Regions from separate parts of the Mus musculus genome. Here region 2 is linked to region 1. A link is a contact called in ENCODE Hi-C or POLR2A ChIA-PET data. All regions are on one chromosome and are shown on one strand. Each heading gives the region's core, a stretch centred on a gene start or an enhancer-like site at or near the end of the contact. The rest is flanking DNA. Distances are from core to core; before and after follow the strand shown.

The links. A loop is a pair of places that touch in the nucleus more often than their neighbours do. ChIA-PET counts read pairs that join two places held with the same protein, here RNA polymerase II (POLR2A).
Region 2: a loop to region 1 is called in a map of v-Abl transformed pro-B cells, with 2.8 times the contacts of the local background. The contact joins the promoter of Gtse1 here to the promoter of D130051D11Rik in region 1. A Hi-C loop is called at or near these places in 2 of 37 maps with a recorded cell type or tissue (T-helper 17 cell and v-Abl transformed pro-B cells). POLR2A ChIA-PET finds 5 or more read pairs at or near these places in 2 of 5 experiments (Patski and embryonic stem cell).

The regions. Positions count from the first base shown.
Region 1 is chr15:85,630,370-85,635,911 of GRCm38, reverse strand. It overlaps D130051D11Rik (a long non-coding RNA gene), which reads right to left and starts at 1,316. Exons shown (of 2, transcript XR_003951642.1): 1 at 1-1,316.
Region 2 is chr15:85,855,507-85,861,058 of GRCm38, reverse strand. Gtse1 (G two S phase expressed protein 1) reads right to left here and starts at 1,352. Exons shown (of 12, transcript NM_001168672.1): 1 at 1,265-1,352; 2 at 964-1,055. The coding sequence starts at 988. It overlaps Ttc38 (tetratricopeptide repeat domain 38), which reads right to left. Exons shown (of 14, transcript NM_001033337.4): 14 at 2,237-4,588. The coding sequence ends at 4,495.

The DNA.
Region 1 (5,542 bases), core at 67-2,566:
GAGAGTGGCTTGGCAGGCTTGGTCCAACAAACCAGATGCTTGGAAATCACCTACTTTTCCATGTTCTTCAAAGGCATCATAGAGACCATCTTCTGCAACCCACTCCTGACTCCGGTACAAAGAAAGACAGCGCACAAATGATGCACAATCTACAATGTTTCATTTGGGGGTTGATCTTGTAATGGTGCAGAAGCGACAGGCATCAGCAGAAACACTACTTGGGATTTTGAGTTTGATCTCTTCCATGCTGGTGATAATGCGATATAAGCACCCTTTCTCAACGCTGGCCATCACCAGGGGAAACCACATGCTCCAGTGTGCTGAGTTGATAAGCCAGGACATTTAGTAGATTAAGCAACCCCATGATGTTTTAAGCCACAGTGGGTCCTCTGTATGAGCCATTATTAAAGGTTAAAGAACCTTTATTTGATGGTCTCGGTGAACAAGTTGGGGTGGGGACATCAGGCACCTCCAGGATGCTTAAAGTCTTCTGGCTAGGAATAAAGAATGATGAACGGGGCAGTGCTGGCGACGAGAGGTGACCACGGAAAGGAACTATGTGCTCCAGCTGAGCAGAACAGATTAAACCAGAGAATCAGAACCAGGGTGTGGAAGGACTTGTCTCTCTGTGGAGGGACAGTGCTGGCCACAGTGGCTAGGAGCCCTGCGACAGCACATCAGAAGCATGTGCGGGCCTTCCTGAAAAGTGGCTGTCAACAAATAGGCGCTCTCGTCTCTGGGCCTGCAGACCTCCAAAAGGGGCGTTCACACTGCGGGGCTAGCCTGGGCTCTGCATTTCTTGGATAGGGCTGAGCACCCGGCAGGGCCACGTCGCTCCTGGTACAGAGGGAGGCTACAGTCTAAAGTAGGAGGGGCCTCGGGTTCCCGGTGCCAGGACTCCGCCGCCAAGACGGTGCCGTGGCCTGCCCCCTCTAGGGACCTAGAAAGCTCCACGCTCACACCTTGAGGGGGTACAGAGGGAGCAGAAAAGGCAGAAGTGCGCCCACGGCGCCCACAGCCCTTAAAATAACACACAACTCTCACGCTCCACCCCGGAAGCAGACTCGCGGTAGACGTAGGGCGGGGCCTCTCGAGTCTGGGGGCGTGACTTCTAAGTAGCCTGCGCCGGAAATGAAGTCCAGGGTGCGGCATACTTGGAGGCCGCGGTTCGCAGCTGAGAGGCGGGGCCCTGTCTAGAGGCGGAGCCTTGCCCAGCTGGAGGTGGAGCCACTGGGCCACCATCTCCGACTTCCGGGGTCGCGGGCGGTGCGGGCGGAGTGAAGCACAGAGTGGGCGGGCCCTGGGTCGGCCAGCTCTGAATGCAAATTTACGGCCTAGCAGGCTGCGGCTCCGGGGCGAGGCCTGCGTGTGGGGCGGGGCCTAGGTATGTGGGCGGGACCTGGCGCCGGGCACGCCCAACCTTAGTGCGGGCAGGCGGGAGGCGGAGCCTCTGCGCGCGGCCTAAATGAGTTTGCGCAGACTCAGGGCGGGCTCTCAGCCTGTCACTGTGAACCTTAGGGCTGCATTTCACTTGAATCAGATTTTCGTTTTAGTCAGACTTTTCTGTTCTGAAAGCTTTCCTGCCCTTGGAGTTTGTAAATCTTGGCAAGGAGGAAGAAAACGGGTAACCCTCAAGCTCCTCGTGAGATTTTTCCTTTTTTGAGGCTGTGTACGTGATGTAAAGAGTCTTGCAAAATTGCAGTAACACTTGAGAATACCTTAAAAATACCCAGTTCTTGATCTAAGGGTGTACCTCAGTTGGTAGAGTCCTTTCCTAGCAGACAGGAGACCTTGGCTTCCATTCTAGTATCAAACAAACAAACAAACAAAAACTTTATAATTTTCCAACTCAAAAATCATACGTTACTGGAGAAAATTTAGAAAGTTGACAAGAATTTTTAAAAACCTGATCAATATGCCAGGTAGTGGCACACTCCTTTAATCCCAGCACTTGGGAGGTAGAGGCAGGTGAATCTCTGCTCTTGAGACCAGCCTGGACTACAGAGCAAGTTCCAGGACAGTCAGGGCTATATCTCAAAAACACCAACAACAACAACACAAAAAACAACAACAAAAACAAATAAACACTCTGATTATTTAAGATCACTAGTGTTAACATTTTGACGTTTCTATTTTTATAATTCTATGTATATTTGAAACAGAAATAGGGACAATACTATACAGTACTACCTTGCCCTTTGTCTTTTTGTGGCTGGTGTTGCTGTGAGGGTCTGACCATAGCCCTATTTGTGGCCCCACACAGCCCTAGATGGGAAACCCCTTTGTTATTTAACTCTCATAGGCCGTCTTGTTTCCATCTCTTTTGAGTTTTCCTTTCTTTCTTTCTTTCTCTCTTTTGTTTTTGTTATTGTTTTTTGTTTGTTTTTGTTGTTTGTTTTTTCGAGACAGGGTTTCTCTATATAGCCCTGACTGTCCTGGAACTCACTTTGTAGACCAGGCTGGCCTCGAACTCAGAAATCTGCCTGCCTCTGCCTCCGGAGTGCTGGGATTAAAGGCTTGAGCCACCAAGCTCGGCCCTCTTTTGAGTTTTCTACATTTAAAAGGTAACAATGTTTCAACAAGTGATAAATCACTTGTAGCCAAAAAATAGATACCTAGTGTCCAGATTACATAAAGAACTAAAACTCAACAATGAAATCCCTAATTTAATTATAGGCAAAGGACTTAAATGTTTTTAAAGACTAAGTAGCTAAGACCCATACAGCCAACAAGATACTCATTGTGGCCAATCAACAGAGGGGAAAAAAAAAAAACCAAATTCACAAAACACTTCACACTAAGGTTGCAAGTACAGAAAAAAAAAAAAAGCACAAAAATGGAAAAATGGAAAAAGTGTTGGCAAGTATGTGGAGAATCTGGAACCTTTTCACATTGCTGGTAGGAATGCAAAATGACGTAGTTGCTACAGAAACCTTTATGGAAAAGCCAGAGCTACCACAAGGCCCAGCAATTTCTCTTGTCAGTATGTAACCAAGGACTTGAAAGCAGGAATGCTGTCAGTCTGCTGTGCACTCCTGCTCCAAGGAGAGGAAAGGTAGAAATTCTAGAAACAGCTCCCAAAGGGTCATGGATGGGTCAGTGGGTGAAGCTGATAGCATAAACACAAACAAAGGGGCATCAGCAGGCTTAGAAAGGAATCAAGTTCTCCAATCAGCTACAACAGAATTGAACCCTGAAAACAGGGCTAGGTGAAGAAAGCTAGACACAAAGTATCCAATCATGAGGCCCATTCAACAGATCCTCAGGCGAGCCCATAGACAGGAGAATGGCGTTTCTAGGCTCTGAGGCCAGAGGAAGTGTAAAGTTCTTAGTGACCAGATGAGTTTCAGTTTAGGATGAGAAGGTGTGGAAATGGATGCTGATGGCTGCATAGCAAGGAGTGGATGCCTAATGCTGTGGAAACAGTACATTAAAAAAAAAAAAAAAAAGCTTATTAATATTCATGAGGAAGTCTGAGGACGATTTTTAGGAGTGTCTCCTTCCACCTCCTTGAGGGAGGGCAGCTCATTTCTGCTGCGCAGTACAGGCAAGCTGACCCTTGTGCTTGCAGCTGATTCTCCCGTTTCTGACTCCCATCTCGCCGAAGTGCTGAAATTAGATACATGCCTGACGTAAATCAGACTTTTTATGTGGGTTCCAGGGATCAAATTCAAGCTGGCGAACGTGTGGGGCAAGCACCTTTACCTCCTGAGCCCTTTAGCCAGCCTCCTCAATAATACCCTTACAACTATGTTAACACCCCCTAAAGGCATTTTTGGGGTGGGAAGACTTTTTGGAGTGTGTGTATGTGTTTATGTATACATGGAGGACAGAGTCAGACTTCGAGTGATTTCTTCAATTATTCTCTGCCTTATTATTTTTTCCCACCTTATTTTTTGAGACAGAGTCTCTCATTGAACTGGAGCTCAACTTTTGGATCAGACTGGCTGACCAGCAAGCCCAAGGAATCCTCCTCTTTCTGCCTTCATAGTACTAGATTACATGCTAAACCATGGGGGAGGGATAGGGTCTTTTTCTCAGATGCTAATCCCAGTTCATAAATCTCAGGCCCATTGAGGTGCCCCTCCAGGTGGCTGCGGATGGCGTCATTCAGGCTTCTCTGTACTAATCTCCAAGCAGGAAAGCAAGCCTGGTTTGGAAAAGCAGCAAATCACTGGTGATCTTTATCTGAACTTGATCTTTTCTGTTTGAACCACCACCAACACACACACACACACACACACACACACACACACAGAGAGAGAGAGAGAGAGAGAGAGAGAGAGAGAGAGAGACATTTTCTTCTCTAAACACCAATACATTTATTGCTGACAATTCTGATAAAATAACAAACAGAGCTACAAGTTGGAGAGGCCGCCATTGTCAAGGCCGCCTCTGTTCGTGGCACTGTGCCCATATAGCCACTGTGACTATACACCATGTTGTATTATCTTTGCCTTTACTAACAGGCAATTTTTTAAAAAAGTCTCATGTTTCAGTGTTTCTGCAGCACATTTTATGCCATCCACTGTTCGGATGTCTCGTATGTACCTCCTGTACTTGATTCTTCACTGTTGGCCATATGGGTGATTGACACACAGACTGTAGTGAGCATCCTTGTGTGTCTCTCATGTTCCTTAAGTGCCCCTAAGAGAGGCTGAAACTTCACAGAAAACAAGCCCTTTCTTGTTCTGTTTTAATTTTTTTTTAATTTTATGTGCATTTATATTTTGCCTGCATATGTGTCTGTGTGGGTGTCAGACCTTAGAGTTATAAACAGTTGTGAGCTGCCATGTGGGTGCTGGGAATGGACCCTGGGTCCTCTGGAAGAACAGTCAGTGCTCTGAACCGCTGAGCCATCTCTCCGAAGATTATTTTGGTTTTTGAGACAGGGTTTCTCTGCGTAGCCTTGGCTGTCCTGGAACTCACTCTATAGACCAGGCTGACCTCATAGACTCTATAGATCTGTCCGCCTCTGCCTCCAGAGTGCTGAGATTAAAGGTGTGCATCACCTCACACAGTGAGAGTCAGAACTTTCAAAGCTCTTGAATGTATCATCATCCTAGTACCCAGGAAGGGCAAAAATTGTTTCAGTTGCACAACATGTGACAGAAGATTTTGTTTTGATTTTTACACGTTTTCTTTTTATGTGTATGGATGTTTTGCTTGCATGTATGTCCATGCACCACGTGTATGCCTGGTGCCCATGGAGGTCAGAAGAAGGAATTAGATCTCCTATAACTGGAGTTACGTATGGTTGTGAGCTGCCTTCTGGGTACTAGGAATCGAACCTGGGTCCTCTGGAAAAGCAGCCAATGTTCTTAACCACTGAGCGGTCTCTCTGGTTCATTTTGTTTTTAAGACAGGATTTTGCTCTATCGCCTTGGTTGACCTGGAACCTCTGTATGGACCAGTCTAGCCTCAAGCATGTGGCGTTCCCCCTTCCTCTGCCTCCTCAGTGCTGGGTTTCCATGCCAGCTGATCATGTGTGTGAAGCACCTCACCGTGAAGAGAGCTTTGAGAGCAGAAACAGCATTGTTGG
Region 2 (5,552 bases), core at 103-2,602, 230 kb before region 1:
AACCTGATAGGGTGCAAAGGCCCAGTGCTCAGCCCTAAAAGGGAGAAAATAATTGTAAACCCACATCAACCCTCTAAGACTCAGGGGAGCAAAGTTACTTCCCACCACATCTGATGACCTGAGTTCAAGCCCTGGGACCCTCAGGTGCTTGCACACCTTGGTTACCACCCCCAAACACACACATACACATACACACACACACACACACACACACACACACAAACCAAGTCATCGTAAAGATTCCTCCTCCCCTCTTTTAGACAGGGTTTCACTGTGTAGGTTTACAAAGAGAACTAACTGTTCTGGAACTCACTCTGTCGACCAGGCTAGGCTAGCCTTGAAATAAAACTCAAGAGATCTGCCTGCCTCTGCAGTTGGGGCATTAAAGGCGTGTGCAGCCACCACGTAGCAAGTCTTGCTTTTCAAAGAATTTGCCAGCACTCAGAAGGCTTCCGAAGGTGGCTCTCGATGAATTCAAGGCCAGCCTGGACTACAGAGTGAGTTCCGGGTTACAAAGTGAGGGCTCAAAAAAACAAGCAAGAAAGGAAAAGCAAACAAAGTAAGTCAGTGGAGGAGAAAAGAATGAACCACAGGGGAATGGGTGGAGTGAGGGACTCTGCGCTCAGTGCAAGAGAAAGCTGTTGCCATTTTGATAGCACAGCAACTGTGATTAACCACAGGAGACCCTCACAAGATTAAGACCCCCACTTAAAGCCCTTCTGGAAGTGGGGGGAGGCCCCTCTTAAGATTACATAAGTGGTTTTAAAAAGTGGGTGGGGATGTTGTAGGGGCTTCTTTGGTGGTGGAGCTATGAATTGCTAATGTCCTTGTAAGTAACTTCAGTTAAATTTATTTGCTTATCAATCCAGACTTCGTTTCTTTGATCTGTTGTAGCCCTCTCTATTTTGTTTGGGGTGAAAAGGAATACACTCCAGAACAGCCTTACGAACAGAAAGGACTTACCTTCTTTTTTACTACCAGCATCCATCTTCACCTCTCTCTCCACTGGTTGGCCGAAGGCACGTCGCGGCCGTCTCCTCCTTCCACAGAGTTCGCTGCAGGAAGCAAGGGGACGGGAGAATTAGGCAAGTCAGAGGCAAGCCCCAACTTGCTCCCGGTTTCCCAGACTGTGCGCCCCGAGGCGGGGTAACGGATTTCCGGCTCTGAGCTGCAGAGCTGGCACCGCAGCCCGTCCTCCCCGGATCTCTGCGGCTCGGGACCCGGTTCCCCACTCTCCGGGACCAGCGCTACGACCACTCCTTACCCCTCGCCTCTGACCGGGAAGGCATAAAATCCAGCTGGGTCTCCGGCACCGGTTTAAACGCGGCGCCCGGCTCCGCCGGCCGCCGATTGGCCTGTTTAAACAGGAGACGCTCTCGGTGCAGCCTGGGAAATGTAGTCAGAGTGCTGATGTACAAGACCAATGCCCAAGACTCCAAGCCACGGATTGGCTCCGCTGGGCGCAGGAAACTCCCACCGGAAGTTCCCATGACTCTCCTCCTCCGGAGACACAGAAAGGATTTAAGCGTTCCGCCTGTGGCTGTGCTAGCAAAAGGGACCGAGGCGGTGATGGTGGGGCATAGGAGATGGTCAGGCAGCTAGGAAGGAATTTGTCCCGACTCTCTCCGGTGCTTGTCCTGGTATCTCCAGTATTTCTCATGCGTCCGGGTACTCTCTGCAGCCTAAGGCCTCTCTCCTGTACTCTGGTGTGCAGGCCCTCCCTTTTCCCTCAAATGCAGAAGAGTGACAGAGCCGGTCTTAGCACTTCTTTGCTGCCAATATGTTAGATGCCTTTGGATAGCAATGAGCAGGAAACTGGCTTCAAGGTCTGTTGGTTCAAGGAAGTCCAGGGTTGGCCTGGATAGCCATCAAGAAGGCCATCAAGTCTGGATGTCGTCTCTACACATCGGCCAGGTCTGGCTCACTAGTAGGCAAGCTGGCTTCGTCGGACCCAAGGTTCCCACCGGCTGGGGATGGTGACCGGTTCTGTGTATCTGGAATTTTAAGGGCCAGGCTTTTCTGATTCACACCGGGGGCGGGAGGGGGGGGCGCAAGACCACGGTGGCAGTCACATCTGTGGTCCAAGCCTTTAGCTCCTGTGCATGAAATCCCTGCATCCCTGGGGCTATCCACTGGGCAGTAAAGTTCACCAACACTTCTCTTTGTATCATATCAGGTCATAGTAGATGTTCAGGAAAGCATACCCATAGTAACTCACTGCTATTTACATTTTCTCTTGGCTTTAAAAATATTTTTATTTTATTTTTTTTGCCGACGTGTGCGTATGTACAGGTATGCAAGTGCCTACAGAGGCCAGAAGAGAGTGTCAGGTCCCTTGAGGCTAGATTTACAGGCTCTACGTGGGCGCTAGGTACTGATCTCTGGTCATCTGGAAGAACGGCAAGTGCTCAGCCATGGAGCCATCTCTCCAGACGCATACACATTTCCCTTTAAGATCAGTCGCCTGTCCCTGGCAGATGCATGCCTTCTTTCATGAAAGCCTACACATACCAGCTTTTACAGACAAGGCATTCAATGGAAGCCATTGAATACCAGAGATCACAGCACAAAGTGGTTCAATAGCAAGGGCAAGTGCCAAGGGCTATGGGGCAAAGAGAAGGCACTGTCACCAGCCCACAGGCAGGGTGGAAGGCTTTCTGAAAGAGACAGAGAGCAAGACTCCGCTTCTGGCTGAATCATGTATTATTTGGAATCATATACATAATGAGGACTAATGAGGAGGTTCCCCCTTGGCACCTGTCCCCAGGCTCCCTGATATGGAGACAGTACCTCTTCAAATCCTATGGCGATTACACAATTTCTTGACTTGCTGCCTCATCCAGCTAAGATTAGAGAAGCCCATCTCCCTAGGACGCAACCCAAACCTGGCACTTGGGAGCTGCTCAGAGGTTCCCATAGGAGAGGGTAGTCAACGGGACCAATTGTTTTAATGAATGCCCAAAACCTGTCCAGTCCTCAGCAGACTGCAGGGACTCTGAGCAGGCTAAGCAAAGATCTGGTTTGGAGACCTCCAACCCACTCCCCACTCCCACCTGCCCATCAGTCCCTACTTAAGTAGGAACTGCATCAACTTCCAGGAGGGATGTCCCTGTCACAGAAGCAGGAGATGGGCTTAAACCTCGTGATGGCTATGTCACTTATCTGGTTATTTGCCACAGCAGAGCAGCCCTAAGCTGGTGTAGTGGTTTGAATAGGTTTGGTCCCCATGGACTCAACACTTGGCTCATAGGGAGCGACAAGTTGGTTTTTGTTTTTTTTTTTTGTTTGTTTGTTTGTTTGTTTTTTGGTTTTTTTTTTTTTTTTTGGTTTTTTCGAGACAGGATTTCTCTGTATAGCCCTGACTGTCCTGGAACTCACTTTGTAGACCAGGCTGGCCTTGAACTCAGAAATCCGCCTGCCTCTGCCTCCTAGGGAGTGACAAGTATTAGGAGGTGTGTACTTGTTGGAGGAAGAGTGTCACTGTGGGGGCAGACTTTGAGGGCCTAGCTCCACCCAGTGCAGAAGGGACCCTCCTGCTGGCTGCAAGAAGATGGTCTCCTTTTGGATGCCTGTAGCTCAAGATGCAGAACTCTCAGCTCCTCCTGCACCATGCCTGCCTGGATGCCGCCACGCTTCCCACCATGATGATAATGGACGGAACCTCTGAAACTGTCAGCCAGCCCCAAATAAAGGTTTTCCTTTGTAAGAGTTGCCTTGGTCATGGCGTCTCTTCACAGCAATAGAACCCCGACTAAGACAGCTGAGGGTCTCACACCCACTCTCAGGAGCAGAATCGGAGCTAGCCAAGGAAGCCACATCCCTCAAGATTTACTCCCAAGTGAAGTCTAAAGAGAAGCTCCAGTTGGCACCACCAAGTCCCCCAGGGAGGCAGAAGGCATTCTTCCCCTCGTCTCTGGGGACGGTGGCAGGTGCAGTTGTCTGGGGCTGACAACCAAAGCCAACGAGACAGGATACCCTCCCCCCAGAAAGGAAATGCCCCTGCTCACTGGGACCCCAGGCAGCTCTCTGGAATCCTCCCCAGGGAAATGGGACAGCAGGACCTGTGCAGAATATAAGGAAAACTAAATGGAAAGGATTCACTAGTGCAGTGTGTGTGTGTACGAGTGCGTGCGCATGTGCACACACATAGACTTCTAGACCTCCCAGCTGACCTGGCCACATCTCTTCGCTGCCTGCCGACTTCAGAACAAGAAAATACAATGTTCAAGGCACCTGAAAATGATAGCCACTGCTTTGGTTCTGGAGGCTTAAAAAACGCATGTTGGCCCTGAGAGGAATTCTGAACATCACTCAAAATTAACTTGGGTTCCCTACTTTGACCAAACTACTGATTTGGAGAATTCTGCTCAGGACTGAACTTTAACCTCTGATAAACAAACCCAGCTGTTTCCTAACCGTACCCTAACCCAACCAGGCAGTCAACCTCACGCCAGGAGGTCAGTGTTGAGCTGTAGGCTAAGGACCTGGCGGTTTCTACTGCATAAGATGGACAGCGGCCGCCCTTCGGATCAGCCGCTCCGTCAGGGGTGAGTTGGGTTTCAAGGCGTCACGCTCCATCAGAAGGCTCCTGTGGAAACACACAGAGTTTTTGTTATAGAACCTTCTAGAAGGACGTGCGAATATGACTGGCCGGGGCAAGATGGGTCCAGCCATCTGGGCAGTACTCTGATTTTCCATGAGAGATAAACACTAGAGCTGAGGACTCCAGTGTAGGTCTATCACGGTGGCGTTGTCTGTCTTAGGGAAAGCCATGGCTCAAGACCTCATAGCTCATGCTTCTGTCACCATCTAAGGCTAATTATGAGAGGGACCAGGAAGCCACATGTGAGACTGGTCCAGGAAAAGCAAATGAAAGAGTTGGGGTGGGGAGCCTTAACTAAAGCAAGACCAGGACCCATCAGGAGGTAAAGCCCCTACTGTGGCTGGATGCTGGGGCCTCCTTGATTAGCCCATATGAGTCTTGTGTCTGAACCACATGTCACCTGTGTTTGCTTTGTTTTGGTCACACACCAAGGAGATTAAGAGAGACACAGATGGTGGCTCTGAGGGCAGTAAGTGTTGTTAAGGGGCTGGGGCTTAGGACTCGGGGGACCACACCCCAGCCAATATAGACTGTATCAGTTCACTTTCTGCTGCTAAAACAATTTGTGCGAGGCTGGGCACTTTGCAAAATTGAAGGTTTTATTTAGCTAGGTTCCAGAGACTGGAAGTCCAAGATGGAGGCCTTACCTGGCTTCATATTAGGCTGCCTGGCTGTGTGAACAACGGAGGTGGGGGGGGGGAGCAAATGACCATGCACGAGAGACTAAGCAGAGTGGCTTTGTTCTATAACGGTTCTTCTGTGAAGAGCACTAACTGGGGCCCCCTGAGAACTTTAACATCTTCTGAGGGTGGGGCCCAGGAGGAGCTCTCCTCTCTCCACCCTCTTTTTCTCAACACTTCCAAAGTTAGGAACACACATGCAGCCATGGAACCCCGGGCCACACTCAAACCACCTAAAACCACAGCAGCGGGTTCTTGCCTCTGAAAGG